Linked DNA regions of Mus musculus: region 1 is linked to region 2. Evidence: chromatin contacts called from ENCODE POLR2A ChIA-PET data. All regions are on one chromosome and are shown on one strand. Each heading gives the region's core, a stretch centred on a gene start or an enhancer-like site at or near the end of the contact. The rest is flanking DNA. Distances are from core to core; before and after follow the strand shown. Region 1 holds the start of Proser3 (proline and serine rich 3). Region 2 holds the start of Arhgap33os (Rho GTPase activating protein 33, opposite strand).

Evidence for each region. ChIA-PET counts read pairs that join two places held with the same protein, here RNA polymerase II (POLR2A).
Region 1: POLR2A ChIA-PET joins it to region 2 with 16 read pairs in embryonic stem cell. The contact joins the promoter of Proser3 here to the promoter of Arhgap33os in region 2. POLR2A ChIA-PET finds 5 or more read pairs at or near these places in 2 of 5 experiments (Patski and embryonic stem cell).

What each region holds. Positions count from the first base shown.
Region 1 is chr7:30,549,385-30,553,945 of GRCm38, forward strand. Proser3 (proline and serine rich 3) reads right to left here and starts at 2,921. Exons shown (of 12, transcript NM_001382459.1): 1 at 2,824-2,921; 2 at 1,374-1,450; 3 at 223-319. The coding sequence starts at 281. Hspb6 (heat shock protein, alpha-crystallin-related, B6) reads left to right here and starts at 3,917. Exons shown (of 3, transcript NM_001012401.3): 1 at 3,917-4,148. The coding sequence starts at 3,951. Gm38670 (predicted gene, 38670) reads left to right here and starts at 3,444; the gene lies at 3,444-3,520.
Region 2 is chr7:30,513,323-30,517,734 of GRCm38, forward strand. Arhgap33os (Rho GTPase activating protein 33, opposite strand) reads left to right here and starts at 1,800. Exons shown (of 12, transcript NR_036630.1): 1 at 1,800-1,879. It overlaps Prodh2 (proline dehydrogenase (oxidase) 2), which reads left to right. Exons shown (of 10, transcript NM_019546.5): 10 at 1-80.

The DNA of each region.
Region 1 (4,561 bases), core at 1,671-4,170, 37 kb after region 2:
AGGTGCTAGAGAGCTAGAAATGCGTAGACCACCAGCACTGGGGTAAGGGGTTTCTCTTAATCTCTCACTGCATGCCTTCCTTCCCTCTAGTGGTCACTGACAGCTACCAGTCTGAGGCACAGAACTTTACCTAAAAAGTGTCCTCACGCCAGGGCTACACAGAGAAACCCTGTCTCGAAAAAACAAACAAACAAAACAAACAAACAAAAAAAGTGTCCTCACCTTGTGGCTCCAGTTCTGGTTTCTTGATGGCCCAAAGGGTTGTCCACCTTGGGGAACATTTCCAAAGGGGTTGTCTTGGGAGGTGAAAACTAACAGGCTATGAAAGAAGCAGAGCATAGTAAGAGGAGGACAGAAGCTGACAATTCCTATAGATTACTGGAAGAAATGTCTTGCGCATGCTCGACTGGCCAGGAAGAACGACGCTGCAACAGGATCCTTCTGCACACGTTTATTGGGAGAGCTTGACTGTAGAGGCGAAAAGACCCCGAGCCCAGAACTGGTGCTGCTTATATAGGCCTAGGAGAGGCGTGTCTCACATCTGATTGGTTAACTTGTCTCTCATCTGGGCAAAAGAACCTTCACTGCCTGTGTATGTGTGGTGGCCAGCAGTAGCCAACTACCACTCTGCAACTGCCACTCTGCAACGGCTTCCCACAGAAATGGACTACAATCCCCATGAATCATCACAACTCCCATAATTCCCATGAGCTCTAAGTCCCATGATAGAGACATAGAAGAACCTAGAAACTAGTAGTTGGTAGTTCTCAACTCTGGTAGCCTAGTAGGAGCTTTATTTTTGAGATAGGGTCTTACTCTGTAGCCATGATTAGCCTTGCACTTGAGGTGATCCTCCTGCCTCAACTTCTTGAGTGCTAGGACTTTAAAAATTACAGACTAATGCCAAATGTGTAATGTTCATCTGTCGTCCCAGCACTCAAGAGGCTCTGGCAGAAGGATCCAAAGTTCCAAAGCAAAGGCTGAGGAGATGGCTCAGTGAATACGATGCTTGCTCCCCGAACATGGGGACCTGAGTTCAAATCCATAGAATCCATGGAAAGCCAGATGTGGTAGCACAATCTGCAATCCGAGTACTTCTATACAGAGGTGGGAGGTGGATACGGGAGAGTCCCCTAAAACTTTTCAAGTCAGCGAGCCTCAGAGGTGAACATCAAAGAGAAGACCCTGGCTCAACATGGTGAAAGATGAGAACAGACGCCTGAGCCTGTCTGATTTCCACAGGGTGCACACACACACACACACACACACACACACACACTCTCTCTCACACTCACACACACACAGAAACAAGTGCACTCATACGCAAAGGCTGCATAGAGAACTCTTGTCTCAAAACAAGAATAACATTTTACCTGTTGCCTGCCTGTGGATCCTGTTCCTCTAACTGGACTGCCTTGCCTGGCCTCAGTGGGAGAGGATGTGCCTGGTCCTGCAGAGGATGTGTGAGAGTGGGTTGGTACCCATGCACACCCCCAGAGGATGAGTGAGAGTGGGTTCCCACTCCAGGCTAACAGAATCAGACTATCAGGAAACAGGCTAGACACTGCAACTTCTTCACACTATTCAGGCAATTAAAAAAAGATTTATTTATTTTTATTTTGTATGCATGGGTAGTATTATGCCTGCATGTGCCTGTGCACATTTATGTATGTGCAATGCCCTTGAAGACCCTGGAATGAATGTGAGTAGCCATGTGATGCTGAGAACTGAACCTGGGACCTCTGGAAGACCAGCCCCTGCTCCCAACCAATGAGCCCTTTTTCCAGCCCCATTCAGGAAAAACCTGGTCTGTTGCATAGTTCTGTTTTGTTTTTAACTGACACTAATTGTACAAGTTTATGCGGCACAGTATGATATTTCAATACGTGTATACAATATGTTACAGTCAAATCAAGGTAACTAATTTCTACCTCTTTAAACATGTTCCAAGAAGCCCATTTCATGAAGCTCCAATTAATTCCACGAGGAAAAAAAAAAAAAACCCAAGTAATGTAGCCAAGAATGGTGGTGGATGCCTTTAATCCCAGAACCCAGGAGGAAGAGGCAGGAGTTTAAGGCCAGCCTGGTCTACAAAGTGAGTTCCAAGACAGGGCTGTGCAGGGAAACCCTGTCTTAAACAACAACAACAATACAAATCATTTTAAAAAGCACCCATATGGGCTGGACAGATGGCTCGGTGGTTAAGAGCACTGGCTGCTCTACCAGAGGTCCTGAGTTCAATTCCCAGCAACCACATGGTAGCTCACAATCATCTGTAATGTGGTCTGATGCCCTCTTCTGGCACACGGGAGTATATGCAGAGAGAGCACTCATATACCTAAAATAAATAATAAATCTTTTTTTTAAAAGCATACAAATGAAAAAAAGAATGAAAACAATAGGCAAAAACAAAACATTAACAAAGAGCCACGACGAAACCGTACACAATATGTTTCCGGTTAAACCTGTTAAGGGAAGGGGGAGGTGGTGGCATGACTCCCAAAGAGAAAGGGGCAGTAGAGACTACAATCCCCATGAATCACTGGGCTCCTCCTAAGTGAAAAAGTTCATAGACAACACCCCTAGATGTCTGGGGCAATTTGGAAACTAACGAACTAAATTTTCAAATTTCTTTTCGACTCTTCTTCGGCCCACCCTGCGGGAACAAAAGACATGAGACACTCAGAGATGTTGGAGGGCCCAAACTGTGTGGTATCTTGGGAGTTGTAGTTCTCCTGAGATTGGGCGGGAGACTTCAGGCTCACGTAAACCCGTGTTGCCTTCCCAGGCCTCCTGTGGTCTCTGAAAGAGGACCAACCTCACCTGCAGTCAGTTTGTCGGCATTTACCGCAGCCTTAGCGCCAGCGGAGCTTCTTCGCGGAACAACCCTGCGCCTACTCTCCTCGCTAAGCAACGCCGTCAGCCCCGCCCCTTTCTGGCTGTGCAGAGTAGGAGCGCGGCCTCCAAAGCGACCAATGATAGACTAGAAAATAAAAGTAACTGGAAAGCGGCCGAGGGGCGTTCTCTCTTGACGAACTGGGAGAGCGTGTGTTTGATTGGAGCGTGCAGCAGTAATTGGCAAGACTTCAGACCAATAGTAAGGATCAAAGGCCGGGCTGACGCTTGAAGAGCGCTAAGAGTCCTGCCTTTTACTCAGTCCTTATTTCTAACCGCCAGGATACCTGTTGGAGCGAAGGCCTGACTCCAGCCTAGCTACTATTGCAGGGCTAACCCGAGACGTCTGTCTTTACTTTGACTGCTATCCCGTCCTGATGGTCACCTTAACCACTTTCCTCTTGAGCAGCTGGCCGTACTCCTTGCCAGGCCCGGGCTCCTGGCCCAGGTAGTGGGATCAAAACGAGCTATTTCGGGCCCCGGCGCGCAGCCCCCGGGGGCCAACCTGGAGTGTTCATGCTCATGCCCCCTGGCCGCTGAGCACCCCAGGCTGAGTCAGAGGCACAGAATTAGGCCCGACCTACTCTGGGGTAGGGTCTGTTCTGTGTCCTCCTGACTGCCTGGCATGGGTGCAGCATTCTCCAGGAGTCTGTTACTAAGACTGATGCGTCATCCTCAGAGCTGCCAGCCTGGCGGAGATGGATTAAGAGGACTGAGAACTCTTTGGGGGACTAATCGGGACCCAGGGTCCCAACTGCCACAATGATTGCCACACCTATAAGGGTCTGCCTCCTAGACTTTTAGCTTCCCCTTACAGAAATGGAAAAAGGCTTAATGACATTTCCCTGGTGTCCTTTTCCGGGCATCCAGCAGGCGTTTAATAACTGGCCAAGTAATTATTGAAGTTTCTAAATAAGGAATACTAATGCCTGAGTTTGGCCTCAATCCCAGTGTCCCTGAGAGGCCCGCCGCAGGGGCGGCACAGGGCACAGTATAAATCGGAGCCAGCGTGCGTTTGGGCACTGCGGGGCCCAGGGTGGCAGCGTAGGAACAGGATGGAGATCCCCGTGCCTGTGCAGCCTTCTTGGCTGCGCCGTGCTTCAGCTCCTTTACCAGGTTTCTCTGCTCCGGGACGCCTCTTTGACCAGCGTTTCGGCGAAGGGCTGCTTGAGGCAGAGCTGGCTTCACTGTGCCCTGCTGCGATCGCCCCCTACTATCTGCGCGCCCCCAGTGTGGCGTTACCCACAGCCCAGGTGCCAGGCCTAGGGAGAGGGCCAATCCAACTACTAACAAGACTGGGGGCCAGGAGGGGGGTCTAACCCCGGGCCGGGGGTGCGGGAATGTCTGTTGATTTTTAACTTAGAGGAGAATGTCACCCCTCAGTGGGGCCATTGGGTGTCCCTTGAGTGCGGTATTCTGAGCCCCTCCCCCCCCCCCCCCCCGTTACTGATCTTCTGAGGGGGTGAAGGGTGGGGCAAGTGAGCCGGGAATCTGGGGGAAAGGACAAGTGAGTCCCGACGGGCTGTAATGTTCCTAGGGTTGCATATGGTGATGCTGCATCTTCAAGAGGGATCCTGTGATTTGATGAAGGGGGTCTTGGGCACTCTAAACGAGGGGAAAGTACCCGTAAAGGGCACAGGAGGTCCCATGACCTAAGTAAGAACTC
Region 2 (4,412 bases), core at 550-3,049:
TTCAATGTGCTTAGCCAGGGATCTAGTCAAGAATTCTTTCCCTCTCAGAGGATTTGTAATAAACAACACAGGTGAATAGCAGACACTGATGGCCTACGACAAATGACTGCTCAGAAGGGGTGGGTCATTCCTTCAGTTAATAAGCACCGATGAGCAGGCTGAGGAGATGTTTTGGTCAGTGACATGCCTGGTGCACAAACTTGAGGACCTGGATTTACTCTCCAGCACCCACATAAAACTCCAAGCATGGGGATACAGGCTGAGACACAGATACTGGTTGGCCAGCCTTGCCCAGTTGGTGAGCCACAGGTTTCCAGTGAGAGATGCTGTCTCAAACAGATGTGGCACTCGGAAGCACAGGCAAGAGGATTCCAGGTTCTAGGCTAGCCTGGACTACATAGTGAGACTCTATCTCAAACAACAGCAACAAAACCCAAGAGCTGAGGACATAGATCACTGGCAGAACACTTGCCTAGAGTCATCCCGTGAGAAGCTGGGGCACAGCTCGATGGTAGAGTATGTGCTTAACATGCACAAAAAGTCTCTCTCCAGCACTGCAAATGATAATAAAAGCCACAAAGATGGAAAGGAGTTCCATGGTGGTGGCACATGCCTTCATCACAGCACTTGGGATGGGAAAGCAGGCGGATTTCTGAGTTCAAGACCAGCCTCGTCTACAGGGCAAGTTCCAGGACAGCCAGGGTTACATAGAGAAAACCTGCCTCAAAAAACAACAACAAAAAAACAAACAAACAAACCAGGGGCTGGAGAGATGGCTTAGTGGTTAAAAGCACTGGCTGCTCTTCCAGAGGTCCTGAGTTCAATTCCCAGCAACCACATGGTGGCTCACCACCATCTGTAACGGGACCTGGTGCCCTCTTCTAGCCTGCAGATGATTCATCAGAGAATTCATATATTAAATAAATTAAAAAAAAAAAAACCACCACCAAACAACCTAAAAAAATCCCATAGAGAAATGGTTCAGATTAAGGAGTGAGGAGCTACGGATAAAGGGAAGTACAGGGCCTTTAGACTTGCTCTGTGCTCCAGAGGCAACAAGGAATCATGGGAGTTACAGGCAGAGGGGACATGGCAACAGGTTCTCTATCATGTGGACGGTGAGCCAAATTAAAGGCAGCCATACCAGCATAGCTTGTTTCAGTTTCAAACAGTGGCAAATACTATGAACAAGTTAGGGGAAACTTCTTGATGCATATTGTTAAGTAACAAGGCGAGACAACCATCTAAAACTGAATGGAGCCAGCCTCGACAGTCCAGGTGATGTCTAAAGGGAGACGTTCTGAAGGGCCTTCAGGTATGGGGCTCAGGGAAGAGCCTGGAAGTAGTCATGGTGAACACGGGACGACAGTTAGAGATGCGGAACCGCGGTTAAGAGGGTCCAGGATGGCATGGCTGGGAGTTGGGAGAGATGGCTGAACGGTTAGGAGCACGGGCTGCCCACCCACCCCAGTGTCTTGATTCTTAGCACCCACAGGGTAGATCACACGCCCCTTTAACTCCAGTTCCTCTCTTTTGTCTATCGTGGACTTTAGGAGCCCGTGTGCTGCGCTTACATACATACAAGCAAAATATTCATACACATAATTAATATAAATAATAAATAAAAACTAAGAGATTCTGGCTGGCCTGAAGTTCTGGAGCACACAAGGAGGAAGGAGAGTCAACTGAAACCCTTGGGTCAACATCTCTGAACCTTCGCTATGAGATGGTGGGGTCGGGTTGGGGGAATGCTTCTTAGGGCAGGCTACTGCGCAAGTGCGAGGTAGCAGGAAGCCGCCGGCATATCTGCATCTAGAATTCCAGCACAGACAGCCGTGGCTGGATCACGGTTACGTGACAGTCACACTAGCGCCCAACGGTAGGTACCTGGCTGGGCCAGAGTCCAGGCCCAGAACTATTTGGAGCTTTCAGGACCCACGGCTCTTCACCACACCCACCTCATCTCCATACTCCACCTCCAGCCCCAGCCCTGCCCTCTTTCACTCAGACCCCACGTCTGTGTTGGAAACACCTAAGATGTTCCCAGCCCGCAGACCCCACCAGCCTTCCGGGCCTCCTAGCCTTTTGATACTTCAGAGCCTTACCCGGGCTCAGATTCTGCCCAAAGCCCTTAAATTTTCCTTGAAATGCCCGCCCTTGCCCTAAACCTCCCACTTATCACTTCTGATCCCTCGGGCTCCTGGTCTAATGGTGTGCAGCTCCCTGGCCCGGCCTACCAGACGGTAGATTTCCCATCAGAAATCTCCCAAATTCCCTTCTCAAGTAGACTGCTCCTTAGCTAGCCCTATTGTCCTTTATCCCCGCCCTCCCCTCAGGAGTGTACCCCATTCCAGGAGCTGACAGGCTCTAAGCGGGCTGCAGATGCATTCACAGGCTCCCCGCTTCCCTGTGGAGCTGGGCTCCGTGAGGGATCCAAACGCCCAGGTGGGGCGTCTGCATCGCCTAGCTATGGCCAGAGGCCCATGCTGGGGCCTAGCCAGGCTTCTGCGCAGAGGTGAGCTTCCACTGCCGGTGTGGTGTGGGGAAAGAACCAACCACGGAGGGACAACTTCAATTGAGCCGGTCCAGAACTGGGTGCCAGGGTCCTTATGCTGTTGCTTGCCAAGATCTACGGTCAGAGATGGGCTATCAGGGTGAAGCTGGCCTCGCGATCGTTGGGAACAAAATGTAGTTGGTGGGGAGGGGTTGTGCTGCGTGTGATAGGAGTCTCACAGTGTAAACCATTCTGCAGAAAACTGGGGGAAGGGATCCTTGGAAGCTGGGATGGCCTGGGCCAAGGCCCTAAAGTCCAAGCTGGGCATGTGTGTGACTAGCCAGATGTGGGGAGAGGAGAGTAAAAAGGTATTGAACCCAGACAATAAGAATCTGAGAAGGCTGGGCAGTAGTGGCTCACACCTTTAATCCCAGCACTTGGGTGGCAGAGGCAGGTGGATTTCCGAGTTTGAGGCCAGCCAGGTCTACAGAATGAGTTCCAGGACAGCCAGGACTACACAGAGAAACCCTGTCTCAAAAAAAAAAGCCTGAGAAGATGAGGGAATGGTGTTGGATTTTGTTGGGTGTTGGTTGGGAAAATCCCATTGAGACAAACATTCAACAATTTCACAAGTTTCTCTGATTTCTGTTATGTATCTGGCCACTGTCGGAACTTGCTTAGTAGCTGTGATTTTTTTTTTTTTTTTTTTTTTGCTGGGTTTTAATATTTTTGTTAGTTGAAAAGGGAGAAAACAGGGCACACGTGCCATTCTATTCCTCAGAAAGCTGCGGCTGGGGGAAAAAGACTGTGGGAGAAGCCTATGCTAATGACATAGCCTGTGCTAATGACATAGCCTGTGCTAATGAAACCCTGCCTCCAAAAAAAAAAAAAAGTATTTTTTCTTAAAGTATAAGACTAAACTCCCAAACCACGGTTGCCATTTGACACAGATATAGATATATATCTATAAAGAATTAAGTCTCTTGGGTGGTGGTGGCTCATACCTTCAATCCCAGCACTTGGGAGGCAAAGGCAGGACGAACTCTGTGAGTTCGAGGCCAGCCTAGTCTAAGAGTGAGTTCCAGGACAGCCAGAACTACATAGAAATCCTGTCTTGAAAACAAACAAATAACAAAGAATTAAATCTGTTTGTGCACTGAGTATCATGTTTGCTATTTGGGGTTTATAAGTGTAATCATAATTAGCAATTCCCGGCTAAGTCGTCTGAGTTTTTTCTCCCTAAGAGGATGGAATCGTACACAGGTGTTACACTTCATTGCCTTCCCTTTTTCTGTATCATCAAAGCTAAAGTGTGATTTTTTTTTCTTCCCACTGGTGCTAGAGCTAGAGATAGAACCCAGTGCTTTATCCATGCCAGGCAAGCACTCTGCCACTGAGCCACGCCCTCAGCCCCTCACTGGGAGATTCTAGGCAGGGGCTCTGTCACTGAGCTATGCCCCCAGCTCCTCACTGGGAGATTCTAGGCAGGGGCTCTCCCACTGAGCCACGCCCCCAGCCCCTCACTGGGGGATTCTAGGCAGGTGCTCTACCACTGAGCCACGCCCCCAGCCCCTCACTGAGGGATTCTAGGCAGGTGCTCTACCACTGAGCCACACCCCCAGCCCCTCACTGAGGGATTCTAGGCAGGGGCTCTACCACTGAGCCACGCCCCCAGCTCCTCACTGGGGGATTCTAGGCAGGGGCTCTGCCACTGAGCAGTCCAGGACATATTAATTTTGTCCTTTAATCCGTGAAAGTTGATTACACTGATAGGTTTTCTTAGGGTGAATGGTGCCTGCTTTCTGGGAAGAAGTCAGGTTTATACCTGTGTGTTCATAAATGGAATTCACGTACAGTTTTACTTTCTGGTTCTGGAAACTCATCCACGCTGGCCTCGTAAAACAAGCCTCACCCTGTT